Regions from separate parts of the Homo sapiens genome. Here region 1 is linked to region 2. Evidence: read pairs that join two places in POLR2A ChIA-PET (ENCODE). Cell type or tissue: PC-9. All regions are shown on one strand.

Evidence for each region. ChIA-PET counts read pairs that join two places held together with the same protein. Peaks named below come from ENCODE experiments on the same cell type or tissue, not always from the same donor. Only the 100,000 strongest peaks of a DNase experiment are listed, where the experiment ranks them.
Region 1: POLR2A ChIA-PET joins it to region 2 with 15 read pairs; 5 of 35 experiments call an interaction of 5 or more read pairs at or near these places.

What each region holds. Positions count from the first base shown.
Region 1 is chr14:50,130,202-50,138,201 of GRCh38, reverse strand. SOS2 (SOS Ras/Rho guanine nucleotide exchange factor 2) reads left to right here. Exons shown (of 23, transcript NM_006939.4): 19 at 3,963-4,079; 20 at 7,440-7,701. Among named protein-coding and RNA genes, the nearest start is that of VCPKMT, 18 kb to the right of the region's middle. In PC-9, no CTCF peak of the experiment used is centred here; no DNase peak of the experiment used is centred here.
Region 2 is chr14:50,516,644-50,524,643 of GRCh38, reverse strand. All of the region lies in intron 2 of MAP4K5 (mitogen-activated protein kinase kinase kinase kinase 5), which reads left to right. LOC124903312 (a long non-coding RNA gene) reads left to right here and starts at 5,075. Exons shown (of 2, transcript XR_007064160.1): 1 at 5,075-5,115. RefSeq lists enhancers at 2,689-2,738, 2,865-2,924. In PC-9, no CTCF peak of the experiment used is centred here; a DNase peak (open chromatin) is centred at 3,023; H3K27ac peaks cover 1,806 bases.

The DNA.
Region 1 (8,000 bases), 390 kb after region 2:
CTGGGTGACACAGTAAGACTTCTGTCTCAAAATAATAATAGTAGTAATAACTATAAGTATCGGCTGGGCATGGTGGCTCACGCCTGTAATCACAGCACTTTGGGAGGCTGAGGCGGGAGGACCACTTGAGGTCAAGAATTTGAGACCAGCCTGACCAACATGGTGAAACCCTGTCTCTACTAAAAATACAAAAAATTAGCCGGGCATGGTGGCGGGTGCCTGTAATCCCAGCTACTTGGGAGACTGAAGCAGGAGAATCATTTGAACCCAGGAGGTGGAGGCTGCAGTGAGCCGAGATCATGCCACTGCCTTCCAGCCTGGGTGACAGAGGGAGACTCCGTCTCAAAAAATAAAATAAAAAATATTAACTATAAGAGTATAATTGGATTATTCATAATACAAAGGATAAATGCTTGAGGGAATGGATACCCCACTCTCCATGATGGGATTATTCTACATTACATGCCTGTATCAAAACATCTCTTATACCCTACAAATATATACACCTATTATGTACCCATGAAAATTAAAAATTTTAAAAATTAAAAAAAAATTTTAGATCTTGTGTGACCTGTAAGAAATATCATAATTATTTGTCTTGCTATGAAAATAATAGAAAAAAATTAATCAGTAGATAGCATGTTAAACATTAGACATTCTACACTATCTGCAGTTGTTAATATTGTTACTAAGTACTTTCTTTTGAAAGTATTGCTTCTTTGTGTAGTTGGTTCAAGCTACACCATAAAAAGTGAATGACAAAGTAGAATGATGTCCATGCAGTAAAAAGAAAATTCATTTCTAGATTTGATAGCCATTTTAGATAATGTTACATGTAGCAAAATAACGTTATATAATTCATAAGAACAGTGTGTTTAAATAGGAAAAGGGTCAGCAAAGTGGTATATGTATGCCTGGCAGAAGATGATTTTTCTAACATCCTGTCGATTGATGTTCTATTTTGAGCAATAGTGTGTAATATTGATACTATAGTACTATAAAATATGAAACAACCTTCTAAATTAAACTATGATATTATGTTTATGCTAAATGAATGTTATTATATTATACTTGAACTTGGGAACATATTATAACTATCAACCAGAATAAGTTTACGTGTCATATTAAAAACTGCGCTAAACTTTTTAGACATAATCTGCATGCAAATTGGGCATATTGAGTGAAAATATCCACCATTACTTCCACCCTCCTAAATTATGAGATAGAAACTTCTTTGTTCCCGGTTCAAAACAAAGTACCCTAAAGTCCTAAGAAAAAGACCACCTAAAGCATACCATTTATAAAAATGATAGGTCGGGCACAGTGGCTAATGCCTGTAAATCCAGCACTTTGAGAGGCTGAGGTGGGTGGATCACCTGAGGTCAGGAGTTCAAGACCAGCCTGGCCAACGTGGTGAAACTCTGTCTCCACTAAAAATACAAAAATTCGCTGGGTGTGGTGGCACGTGCTTGTAATCCCAGCTACTCAGGAGGCTGAGGTGGGAGGATCGCTTGGACCCAGAAGGCAAATGTTGCAGAGAACTGAGATAGAGCCACTGCACTCTAGCCTAGGTGACAGAGCGAGACTGCATCTCAAAAAAAAAAAAAAAAGATACTTGCTCTTAAAAAAAATAAAGGTGGTAACCTACTGATGGTGACCTATTTCATCCCCTCTCACCATTGAACCCGCCCTCTGTGATGTGGGGCTTCGGAGAGCTAAGGAAATATGGTCCCCACAGGAATAATGTTACACTTTAATTCGGTATGCTTGAAATAGTACTTTTAGTATTTATATCTCAGAACCATACCTGCTAATTGGTGTTTGTGGTGTGGTCTAGGGTTCCTACCACCATTTAAAGCATTTTTGGGAGGAAGTGTCTTCTATATGATTGAGTCAAACAAAATAAATTTAAAATGTAGACAAAGTAGCTATTCACTTTTCAAATCATACTTAAATAAATAGTATTTAAAATAGAGCAAAGGATGAGGAAATCAAGAATACTGCTGTTATAGCTTTCTGAAAGCCTTTAATTACTAGTGGCTAATATTTAATTTAGCTAACCTGAACATAAGAACACATTGTTTCAGTATTGTTAAAAGAGTAATACAATTTTCTTGAAATTGGCAGAATGCCTTAAAAATGGGAAGAATTTTATACTAGAAATTTTAAAGCTCATTTTGCCTACTGCTAAAGCTAAAACCTAGTACCATTTTTATATATGCTTCTAAACCACTTCAAAATTAAATAAAGCTAAATCCAGTAATTTGCTGCTAAGGAATTTTTCTAAGGAAATCATAAAAAATGTACAGAAAAATTTATATATAGGAGTTAATAAAAATAATTATTATAATAGCAAAAAATTAGAAAGTACCTATATGGATAACTAGCTATATGGAGATTATTACATTCTGAAATATCCATCTGATGAAATACTATAGAGTTAAAATTTGTATTTTGTAAAATAAGCAAACTGGCTGGGTGAGGTGGCTCATACCTGTAATCCCAGCACTTTGGAAGGCTGAGTGAGACTCCATCTCAAAAAAAAAAAAAAAAAAAAAAGCAAACCACATTGAAAAAAGTTAATTGAATATAAACTTCAGAAAGATTAAAATTGATATCCCAGTTTTTCAGGAAAATATATATATAAATTATTAATAATTATATATAAATACATATATACATGCATATATTTACATGCACAGTAAAATCATTGGAAGATAGTCTAATATTTAAATGTAAACAATGATATTTCTGGTTTGTAAGATTACTGTTTCTTTTTCTTTTTTTCTCTTTTTTTGGCAGTGCTAAATCACCTGAATTTTCTACGTTAAAACTTAAATTTAAGCTTAAAATATTTTTTGATAAAGACAAAAATTTTAAACATTTTATTTATTAGGCTTTTTTTAAGAGGAGAGGTCTCACCATATTGCCCTGGCTGGTGTCAAATTCCTGGGCTTAAGCAGTCCCCCGGCCTCAGCCTCCCAAACTGCTAGGATTACAGGTGTGAGCCATCATGGCTTGGCTCAGATAAAAACATTTTTTATACTAGAAGTTAGCACAGATAGGTTTAACTTTATAATCATTCTTTCTTTCTTTCTTTCTTTCTTTCTTTTTTTTTTTTTTTTTTTTTGAGACAGTCTCGCTCTTGTTGCCCAGGCTGGAGTGCAATGGTGTGATCTCGGTTCACCTCAACCTCCGCCTGCCAGGTTCAATTGATTCTCCTGTCTCAGCCTCCTGAGTAGCTGGGATTACAGGCATGCGCCACCACGCCCAGCTAATTTTGTATTTTTAGTAGAGATGGGGTTTCTTCATGTTGGTCAGGCTGGTCTCAAACTCCCGACCTCAGGTGATCCACCCACCTCAGCCTCCCAAAGTGGTGGGATTACAGGCGTGAGCCACCGTGCTCGGCCTATAATCATTCTTGACATTACTTTTAAAGTAATTTAAATGACTACTTTTAAAGTAAAAGGAATTTCCAGAGTAATTATAAATGATCAAGAATGATCTATAAATTGGATTAACAGACCTTAATCTAATTTATCTCCACTTTTTTTCTGATTATCAAAACTTCATTGTGGATTATAACCATAGCTTTGTTCTAAACACTTTTGGTAGCTTACTAGTGATGATCATTTGTTACAATGAGTAGGAGTAAAGTTTCCTAAGGAATAAGTAGTGCTACTGCTGAGCCATTAAAATGATAATAAATGAAAACTCATATTCTTAATAGAACTTTAAGACTAGAATATAACTTCCACAGAAATTATATAATCTTATTCAGAAGTAAAGAGATTGGAATAAGCAACACTTGTGAACTTTTCACATATTGTGGGCTCTTAATGTGTTATTTTTTAGCATTAAATAAGTAATTTTCAGCAAAAAATTTTAATGAGATCTTATTTTAATAAGATCTAAAATATATACTTACTATATATGCACTTGTGTTATTTGTTTAATTCCAGAGATTCTTTGAAAACCTTAACCCCATGGGAAGTGCATCTGAAAAAGAGTTTACAGATTATTTGTTCAACAAGTCACTAGAAATTGAACCTCGAAACTGCAAACAGCCACCTCGATTTGTAAGTCTTTTATAATTTCGGGAACAAGTGTTCTGTTTTTTAAAATATTATTTTCAATGTTTAACAACCTGTTATCTTAAAAATGTAATTGAATGGCTGTTCCTAGGTGTTTTGTTTGCAGTAATATACTATTTCTAAAACTGGGGGGGGAAATGTCAGCCTTTTGATAAAATCTGGTTTATGCCTTATCTTGGTACTACTTATTTATGTGTCTACTTTTGATCCCTCCTAGAATAATACAAAAAGGTGTGAGAAAGTGAGAACTTAATAGGTAGCTGAATGGAACAGAAAAAAAAAGAAAAGACCTGGGAAGGAGTAAGCAAATGTATTTTGGTTCTTGTGACTTGATATGACTTCTGCCATTAGGGCTCCATGGTCCATAGTTGCCTCTGGAACCCATCTCTGTCACTAGAATTTGATGCTACAATTTCCAGTTACTGCAGGAGTTTGCAGTGGCAACAGAAGTAGTAGAAGATGAACTCTAAGTAGCTAAAAGTGAAGCAAGATATAGAAGGAAGTAAAAACACAAACCAACTTTAGGTGAAGCAGGAAGTCAGGTAGTTTCATGCTATCTCATCTTCACAATTGTGTGATATATGAGGGGACTTCAAAAAGTTCATAGAGACCGGGCATGGTGGCTCACACCTGTAATCCCAGCACATTGGGAGACCAAGGCAGGCAGATTGCTTCAGTTCAAGAGTTTGAGACCAGCTTGGGCAACATGGCAAAACCCTGTCTCTACCAAAAATACAAAAAAATTAGCCAGGCATGGTGGTGCACGCCTGGGGGCGGAGGTTGCAGTGAGCCAAGATCACTCCACTTCACTCCAACCTGGGTGACAGAGCAAGACCCCGTCTCAAAAAAAAAAAAAAAGAAAAAAGAAAAAAGAAAAAAAGTTCATGGAAAAATGGAATGAAAAGATAAATTTTTTTGATGGAATTAAAAGATAAACATAAAAACATAAACTTTATTTCCCAACATAAGCTTCCTCAAGTTCAGGACACTTTTGTAAGCGCTAATACCAACCATTTTGTCCATCCCTAAAAAACTAAAGATCCTGGGAATTTAACCATATCATTGCAGTCTCTTTTACATTATTAACTGAAGAAAAATGGTTGCCCTTTAATTTTTTTTTTTATAATTAGGAAACAAAAAAAGTCAGAAGGAGCCAAGTCAAGACTGTAAGTGGATGCCTAATGATCTGCCATCAAAACTCTCAAAGAATTGCTCTGGTTTAATGAGAGGGATGAGCAGGAGCATTGTTGTGGTGGAGAAGGTCTCCTTGGTGAAGCTTTCCTGGTTGTTTTTCTGCAAAAGCTTTGGCTAACTTTCTCAAAACAGTCCCATAGTAAGCAGATGTTATTGTTCTTTGACCCTCTACAAACTCAACAAGAAAAATGCCTTGAGCGTCCTAAAAAACTGTTGCCATGACCTTTCTTTTTGTTTTTGTTTTGTTTTTTTTGAGACAGAGTCTCGCTCTGTCACCCAGGCTGGAGTACAGTGGTGCAATCTCAACTCACTGTAACCTCCACCTCCCAGGTTCAAGCAATTCTACTGCCTCAGCCTCCCACGTAACTGGGATAACAGGTGTGTGCCACTACGCCCGGCTAATTTTTGTATTTTTAATAGAGATGAGGTTTCACCATGTTGGCCAGGCATGTCTTGTACTCCTGACCTCAAGTGATCCACCTGCCTCGACCTCCCAAAGTGATGGGATTACAGGTGTGAGCCACCATGCCCAGCCTTTTTTTTTTTTTTTTTTTTTTTTAATGGCAATAGAGTCTTGCTATATTGCCCAGGCTGGTCTCAAACCCCTGGCCTTAAATGATCCTCCTGCCTCAGCCTCCCAAGGTGCTAGGATTACAGGCATGAGCCACTGTGCTTGGCCAACCTTTGCTCTTGACTGATTTGGTTTTGCTTTGACTGGACCACACTTCCACCTCTTGGTAGCCATTGCTTTGATTGTGCTTTGTCTTCAGGATGATACTGGGAAACCGTGTTTCATTTCCTATTAACAGTTTTTCAAACAAATGCTTCAGGGTCTTGATCCCACTTATTTAACATTTCATTGAAAGTTTTGCTCTTGTCTGCAGCTGATCTGGGTGCAGTGGTTTTGCCATCCATCTAGTGGAAAGTTTGCTCAACTTTAATTTTTCAGTCAGAATTGTATAAGCTGAACCAGTTGAGATATCTGTGGTGTTGGCTATCATTTCTGTTGTTAATCATAGGTCCTCTTCAATTAGAGCAGGAATGAGATTTTTTCCTCAGAAATTGATGTTGATGATCTGCCGCCATTGGCTTTACCTTCCATATCATCTGATCCCTTGTTAAAAATGAGTTATCAATTTGTAAACAGCTGATTTCTTTGGGGCATTGTCCCCATAAACTTTTCATAAAGTATTAGTGATCTCACCATTCTTCTACCCAAGCATCATCATGGATTTGATATTTGTTCTTGCTTCAATTTTAGCAGAATTCGTGTTCCTCTGATAGGGATTCTTTACAAACCGATGTGTTATCCTTCTTAGTATCTCAAACTAGATATGTTTGAGTATCTCAAACTAGATATGTTTGAGCATCTCAAACTGTTCAGACATGTTATAATAAGTTAGTATGAGTTTATTTTGATGGAAAAAAATGAAAGTCATGCATAGTTATTTCATAATAGACATTTGCCATGCACTTTTTGAAAACCCCTCATAGATCTTATTCTCATTTTACAAAGGAAAATAGTGAGATTCCAAGGGGTTAAATAAGTTTTTCAAGGCTGCATAGCTAGATATTGGCACAGTTGAGATCTTAACTCAAGTTTTCTGATCTGAGTTCTGTGTTTTTTATTTGATTACTCCTGCCAGAACTTGAAAAATGGGACAGAGGTGATGGTGGGAGACAATGATAGGAATTTTCTCCAAAGATTTTTAAAGCATCAATGTAGAGGTTGATCATTTAGTATAGGAAGGGGAAAAAATGATCTTTTTTTTTTCTGAAGCATATAGCATAATATGTTTCATAAATTATGTTCCCAGTAAATGTTTGTAAAATCTATATAGATATTTTCAAAGAGAAGTTTAGGTTCATATGTTTTAGGAGTAAAATGTGATTTTCACATAAAATTTCAAGAATTTTATTTCTGCAGTGCTGAAAAGAGACTTACTTATATTCCAATTCATTTTAAAATTAAGCCAGTCAAATCCAGAAGATTCTACTAGAATGATACAGGCTGTCATTGCAGACTGAAGGACTGCACGCTTAAGAACTGTATGCTTAAGAACTAATAAGACTAATAAGGTAGCTCTAAGTCACAGAAACAAATTGTTGTCTATGCAAATTTGTGACATTAATTATGTTTGCTTTTCTCAGCCTAGGAAATCAACTTTTTCCTTAAAATCTCCTGGAATAAGGCCTAACACAGGCCGACATGGCTCTACCTCAGGTACTTTACGAGGTCACCCAACACCATTAGAAAGAGAACCATGTAAAATAAGCTTTAGTCGGATTGCTGAAACTGAGCTGGAATCAACAGTGTCAGCACCAACCTCTCCAAATACACCATCTACTCCACCAGTATCTGCTTCTTCAGACCTTAGTGTATTTTTAGATGTGGATCTCAACAGCTCCTGTGGTAAGTATTTGATGTAAACCGCTTGGTAAAAAAGGAATCCTGTGTCTCAGATAATTCTTATCATTTTAATTAGGGAACTATAGAATCCTTTGCAAACTATATTAGTGTGAAAAGTGATATCTAAATGTGAAAATAATGATTAATACAAGAAGTAGAGCATAATTTGTGCATTGTTGATGCATATTATCTTCTAATTTACTCATTCAACAAAGATTTGTTTAGTACCTTTTGGGTCCCACTACCAGTCTAAAGGGAGCAATAGATGATGAATAAGAAAACAAATAGATAAGTTCTGTGAT
Region 2 (8,000 bases):
TTTCTGTTTAAACATTACATTTCTCGGTGGGGGGGCTTTTCTGTCCCTTAGAGTAGGTCACACCTAGCAGCTGTATGTTTTCAAAGCTCCATGTACATTTTTTATCATGATACTCATCATTTATCACTTCTCATTTTTGCTTGTCTTCCTGGTAGACTAAAACTGCATGAGAACAGAGATCTTATGTTTACTGTTGAAACACCTGTACTAGTATATTGCCTAGTATATAGTATGTGGTCAATAAATATGCCTTGAAGGAGTAAGCAGCATAGTGGTCATGTAAGCAAGGAGTTGGAAGGGTTCATTAAGAGTAGAGTTGAGGTATGATTGGTAAGTGAGGAAGTAGAGGGAATGTAGCCTGCTCTCTGAAGCAGCTTAGCTATGACAGGAAAGAGAAATGAGGCACACAAATGTTTCTTCTTGTTTCAGGGTTTTACTTTCATCAAGACTGAGTGATTACAGCATTCAGTTACCATTCTTTAAGTTTGTCGTATCACCCAAGTGTCTAAGACGATTGCTGAGTTTAGAGATGGAATTCTACAGAGAAGGAAATCAAGACAAAGAATTTGGGAGGAATTGAGAATTCAGAAAGCAGATAAAAGGAAAAAACATAGGATGGATTTTTAGGGACTAGAGTAGGGGATAAATGTAAAAACCTCCCTCCCTTTCTGATCTGGAGCCTTGTTTGTTTATTTCCAGTCCTAGTTGTTCCACTGCGAGCATGGTTAGAGTGAGGCATGTTAATGAATGGGAGCTGGGATGGAGAACTGGGAGGACAGGATGCAAAGGAGTATTTAACATTCAACAAATACTTATAGAAGGCCTCCTATGGGGCAGACACTGTTGTGGTGCCTTGTGATACATCTAGTGAACAAAGCGGACAAAGATTCCTCCCCTCATGGAACTCAAATTTTAGTGGGGGGAGAGAGACAACAAACATAATAAACACATTGTATAATACGTTACAAGGAGATTAAAGGTATAGAAAGAAGAAAAGGTTGAATGGTTAAGGAGGATCAGGAATGCCTGAATGGAGTGAAGAAGGCAGGTTGGGGAATTATATAAGGATGGTCAGGGTAGGCCTCATTGAAAAGGTTAGATTTGAACAGACTTGAAGGGCATTAGGGAGTTAACCAAGTGGATAACTGGGTAATCAAAGGAAGTCTTAAATCTCTTTCTTATTGAGTCACCGGAACCTGTGTCTGTAGCTGAATTCTAAGCTTAGGGGCAGGCATATTATCTAAGACACAAGCATGGCCATCACCATGCCTTATTGACTGGTGCAGGACCACAGGTCATTGTGATTTTTATTTATTTATGATTTTTTTTTTTGAGACAGAGTTTCGCTCTTGTTGCCCAGGCTGGAGTGCAATGGTGTGATCTCAGCTCACCGCAACCTCCACCTCCCAGGTTCAAGCGATTCTCCTGCCTCAGCCTCCCTAGTAGCTGGGATTACAGGCATGGGCCACCACGCCCGGCTAATTTTGTATTTTTAGTAGAGATGGGATGTCTCCATGTTGGTCAGGCTGGTCTCGAACTCCCGACCTCAGGTGATCCACCCGCCTCAGCCTCCCAAAGTGCTGGGATTACAGGTGTGAGCCACTGCGCCCAGCCCATTGTGATTTTTAATTAAGTTCAGCAGTTGGTTGTAGGTTACCAAGTCTTATGTTATTTTTTTAAGCATGAATTTGTAAGCAAAGAAAATGTAGCTGTTTCTTATGTCTTCTCTCCACCAGTATACTTTGATCTTTAAATATTAAGAGTCTAGTCCAATGCCTAAAAATCTGAAGGTAATAAAAAATAGATGTATGTGATGTTATTTCTCTGACATTTGATATCAAAACATCACCTACTTTCTTATTTTTTGATAGTAACACAGCTGAACTATATGAATATACTGTCCTTTTTGTGTCCTGTGTCTGACATTATGAGAGACTCTTGGTTTTCATATTTGAGTGAGAGAGTGAATAACTTGGAAAAATAGCTTAACAGTAGAAAATAAGAGAGGAAGGATTGTCCTTCAAAAACTTTAAATTATATTTCTTATTAAATAAATGTTATGTTAAATGTTGTATAAGGTCACTGCGAAAATAAAACATGTTTTATTGGGATGATGTGCTACTGTTGTGGATATTTACTATTTTAAAAGTCATCTGGGTAAAATCTTATTATTTATTTTTCTTACTGTTCAGAGGTAGGCTTATTTTGTGACTGCCTAAAGAGAAAATATGGTTCTAATGATGAATGTGAAGCTCTGAACCATACCTGGGAGCAAAATACATGTTATGAAAACTGTAAAAGAAGTAAAAAGTACTTTCAACTTGGTGAAGATAGACATAAAACAGTGCCGTCACTAGTGCAAGTATAGCAATGCATCACTAGTGTAGTCCCCAGATTGACTTGTGGATACAGCTGCAACCTTGGGCTTATTCATCTAGTATTCTAGTTCTTTGTTTACATAGGTTTAGCATTTTCACTTTGATCTTCATTTCCAGTGTATTTTATGAAGACAAATGGGATAGAATACAGATTGACTTAGATTTCTTTTTTTAGTTTTGCTTTCAAAATTTAAAAGGGTTTCACTTGTAAACTAACATTGTGGTTTCAGACCAAGAACACAGAAAGAAAAACATGAACTCTATTAACAAGCAATACTTGTGTTTTTGGGGCTTTGTTGTCAGTTTGAGAACTTTGACTAAGATAAATGAATTCACTTGGTGGTATTGGACTATTTTGAGTATTTGTATATGGAGAGTTTTATTAGAAGGCTATTGCTTTCCAGTGACGTGAAGTACTAGTCAAGTTTGAGAGGGTAGATGACTCTCTGAGAAGGACAAGATGAATTTAGGCCTAATATAATTTTATTTCTGTTAAATATAATCTCTCATGGAGATTTTGAGATGATGATGTGGGAAGCCCAGCTGATAGTCAGATCTGTCCTTGGAGGTGTTTGGGCTAGTGAGTCATACTGGCCCCCGCCTTCCAACATATTTATGAAAATGAAATTGGATTAAAATGACTAAGAATGACTAATGTTTGTATAACACTCTCATGATCAGTGTGTGATTTGTTTCACACGATAATCTAGTGAAGTAGGTGGAACAGATGTGCTATCATCCCTATTTTACCCAAGAAGAAACTTACTGTTACCCTCAATCTTACTGTTAGTAGATGGCACTGTAAGGACTTGAATCTAGATCTTCTGATTCCAGTCTCTGCTCTTTCCATTATTCCAAGCCACCTTAGGACTGCATCTTTAAATTCACTACTCTACACATAGTCCTTAACACATTGTCTGCCATGCTGTAGGCACTATACATATTATGGTCAGATGAGGCTTAGAAGCCTTACCCCTCTACTGAGAAATGAGGGATTTATGGACTGATTTCAATACGTAAAACTTTAGGTCTCAGCACCAGTTTTCAGATGCACTTCTTCCTGGTTATCACTTGGTCATTACTCTGACCCTCATGTTTCCATTCAGAGCCCAGGCTTGATTTACCTTTACTATCAAAATGACTTTGCCCGGGTGTGGTGGCTCACACCTATAATCCCAGCACTTTGGAAGGCCAAGGTGGGTGGATCACCTGAGGTCAGGAGTTTGAGACCAGCCTGGCCAACATGTTGAAACCCTGTCTACGAAAAATACAAAAATTAGCTGGGTGTGGTGGTGGAAGCCTGTATTCCCAACTACTTGGGAGGCTGGAAGTGGGAGAATCACTTGAACTGGGAGGTGGAGGTTGCGGTGGGCAAAGATCGCGCCACTGCACTCCAGCCTGGGCAACAAGAGTGAAACTCCATCTCAAAAAAAAAAAAAAAAAAAGATGACTTTGCCGATAGCCACCTTACAATACAAATAACTAAAACCAGAAACGGTCCCGTTTTTGGTTGCTGCATATTCTTCCTGCTGTGCCTTCTCTTGTCCTCATTTTGTTGGAACTTTATATTTATGTTTATTGTTAATTAACTGAGTCCTATAAACTAGGCTCTGTAATGCTGTTATAAATTATAAAATGTGAATGATTTCAGGCAGATAGAATAACCTGCCTTAAGTAGCATTAGCTAGTTTTGTTTGCTTCTTTCTGATTTAGGATAATTAGGACTGCCTGAGAAGGATTGTGACTTCCAGCTTTGTCTTTTTTTGAGACAGAGTCTTGCTCTGTCGCCCAGGCTGGAATGCAGTGCCATGATCTCGGCTCACTACTACCTTCGCCTCCCGGGTTCAAGCAATTCTTCTGCCACAGCCTCCTGAGTAGATGGGACTACAGGCGCACGCTGCCATGCCCGACTAATTTCTTTTTTATTTTAGTAGAGATGGGGTTTCACCATGTTGCCCAGGCTGGTCTTGAACTACCGACCTCAGGTGATGTGTCCACCTTGGCCTCCTAAAGTGCTAGGATTACAGGCGTGAGCCACCACGCCCGGCCAAATTTTTGTATTTTTAATAGAGACAGGGTTTCACTATGTTGGCCAAGCTGGTCTTGAGCTCCTGACCTCGTGATCCACCCGCCTCGGCCTCCCAAAGTCCTAGGATTACAGGTGTGAGCCACCACGCCCAGCCCCAGCTTTGTCTTATGAAATAATGTGTTATTTCTCACATGCATGCATCCCTTTGTTGGTGCCCCGTGCCTTCTTGACCCCCTTATTAACTCTTCATGTATCCAAATCAGAAAGAATCAGGTGTAACTTAATATATTTTTAAAGACATCTTTTAAGGAACTAGTTTTGCATTTTCAGCTTTGGTTCTTCATTGTAATACATGCTAGAGATGTTTGGGTCCTTTACCAGTTTTTTCCAGGAATTGTTTCCTGTTATTCTTAATGTAGTAGTAAAGATCTACAGGTAGGACTCACCTTCCTATATGTTTGTCTCTCTCTTCTTGCCTTGGCATAGATAGCCTTCTTTTACCTACCTTTTTATTTTCAAAATACATTTTAAGTGATACATGTTCATTTTTTATTTTTATTTTTATTTATTTTATTTATTTTTTGAGATGGAGTCTCACTTTGTCGCCCAGGCTGGAGTACAGTGGCACAATCTCGACTCATTACAACCTCCGCCTCCCAGGTTCAAGCAATTCTCCTGCTTCAGTCTCCCGAGTAGCTGGGACTACAGGTGCGTGCCACCACACTTGACTAATTTTTGTATTTTTATAGAGACAGGGTTTCACCGTGTTGGCCAGGCTTGTCTCAAACTCCTGACCTCAGGTGATCTGCCCTTCTTGACCTCCCGAAGTGCTGGGATTACAGGCATGAGCCACTGTACCTGGTGATACATGTTCATTTTTAAAACTATATAGGAATGAAAAATTACTTGTGTCTCCTTTACCAAGAGATAAACATTCCCAACTTTTAAAAATTCATATTAAGGACATACGTATAAATCATAGAATAGATATGTATAATAATATACAGTATATATTATATAGATGTATATTTGATAACGTGCTTTTAAATTTAACAATATATAACAACTTTTTGTCAGTAAATATACATATTTAATACTTGTGTATTATTTTCTTGTATAGTTATATAATTTTTAGTTCATTATATACAAACATACAAGCAATTGTCTCCAATATTTCTTTATTGTAAATAATGCTGGGATCAGTATCCTTGAACAGATTTTTTTCACACAATCTTAATTATTTCTTTAAATAAATTTCTAGAGCTAAATTTCCTAAATTGTCTTAAAGGTTTTGGTGAATTTTAACCAATTATTCTCCAAAAAAATTTGCACCCATCAACAATGACTGAGAGTTCACATCTTCCCTACCCTGAAACTCAAGCCCTTTCCTCCCTTTCCTTTGCCATTAAGACCTCCAGATAATTAGTTCAATTTAAGTAATCCTCTGTAAGTAATTCTTCTTTTAATAAAATCAGTCTGTGTTAGAAAAGAGTTGGGAGAAACCTTTTCAGAGACAGATGAGTATCCTAATAGATTGGGCGGAAGACCTGAGATTGAAGTCATGTGAACAGATTTTGGGTCATTCTAAGGGAAGGCTTTAGGCTCTGAATCTGTCTGCCTGGGAGTGGGGAAATTGTGCAGTATAGCCTCCTTCCATGGGATAGGAAGCACCTGTCCAGACCTGTATAATTGTGTGGAAGCCAGCCTGGAAGTAACTTGCTCCACAAAAATTAAGGAGTTTTGCACCGCATGTTCTCGCTTATAAGTGGGAGTTGAACAGTGAGAACACAGGGACACAGGGAGGGGAATAATACACACTAGGGCTTGTTGGTGGTGGGGGGTGAGGAGAAGTAACTTAGAGGACAGGTCGATAGGTGCAGCAAACCACCATGGCACACATATACCTATGTAACAAACCTGCACATTCTTCTGCACATGTATCCTGTAACTTAAAGTAAAAATAAAAAAAAAATTAATGAGTTTAGGAGCTAGCAGGGAACCTGTGGCTGGCACATAGTGCATATAACCCCTACCTTGTCCTTTACAAATGGTCATTTATAACTTCTTATTTAAATAATAAGGATATACTGTGTTTGGAAGTAGTTGGTCTTTTTTTTGGACGTTTTAATTGCTAGAGAAAACTTTCTTATATGGATCTAAAATCTGCCCCATTGAAACTCAGGGCAGGTACAGATATTTTTATTCATCTTAGTAATTCCTTGCTGTTACTCTACTAATATTATCCTTGTATCTGAGGTACCTGATGCTTCAGAGGTGCTCAGTGAATAAATGTTAAATTGATGTATGACTAATATATGTAGTGATTAAAGCCTTTCTTTTTCCCAAAATGATTTATAATAAAAGTAAAATGAAGCACTTTCTTTACTCTTGTCAGAGGATAAAATATTGCATTCTGTTTTGGATCGAACACTTTCAACGTTTATTTTTTGTTTTATTTTTTGAGACGGAGTTTCACTGTCGCCCAGGCTGGAGTGCAGTGGCGGTATCTTGGCTTACTGCAACCACTGCAACCTCCGCCTCCCGGGTTGAAGCAATTCTCCTGCCACAGCCTCCTGCGTAGCTGGAACTACAGGTGCCCACCCATCATGCCCTGCTAATTTTTGTATTTTTAGTAGAGACAGGATTTCACCATGTTGACCAGGATGGTCTTGAACTCCCGACCTCAAGTTATCCACCCACCTCGGCCTCCCAAAGTGCTGAGATTACAAGTGTAAGCCACCATGCCCAGCCTCAACATTTATTTTTAAAACTTAAAAATATTGTAGGCTGGGCGCGGTGGCTCATTCCTGTAATCCCAGCACTTTGGGAGGCCGAGGTGAGCGAATCACCTGAGGTCAGGAGTTCGAGACCAGCCTGGCCAACATGGTGAAACCCCGTCTCCACTAAAAATACAAAAATTAGCTGGGCGTGGTGGCACGTGCCTGTACTCCCAGCTACTCTAGGGCCTGAGGCAGGAGAATTGCTTCAACCCAGGAGGCAGAAGTTGCAGTGGGCGGAGATCACGCCACTGCACTCCAGCCTGGGTGACAGAGTGAGACTCTGTCTTAAAAAAAAAAAAAAAAAGTATTGTAATTTTGTAGAAACCTGAAAAAAAGAAATGTTGCCTTTGTTGTCATGAATCTAATGTTATAACTACTATCATTTTTGTTGGACATCAAACTTTGAGCACATAATCAAAGTAAATAATAACTAGACTGGTGGGAAGGGTCTAGAATTTATATGGCATGGCATATTGAAAAATTTGTGTTTTGTCTGTAGGTAGAAGCAAACTTATATTTTTATCTGAGCAGAGTTAGAATTAGAGCTTAGGCCTCCTGACTTTCATAGGGACTCAATACTTATTGAATAAATTAATGAATTTAGAGATCTGAATTTGTCATATAGTAGAAGGAGTAGGTTAAGTCAGTGTTATCTTACAAACCAAAACTGGGACCACTGAAGAGAAATTATTGGAGAATATATTTGCTTATCGCAGAAAAGCCTTTATACAACTACAGTTATACTAAAAATGAATGTATTAGACCACCATAGATTAAGTAGAAGAGATGTGCTCTTTAAAAGAGAGATTGGAT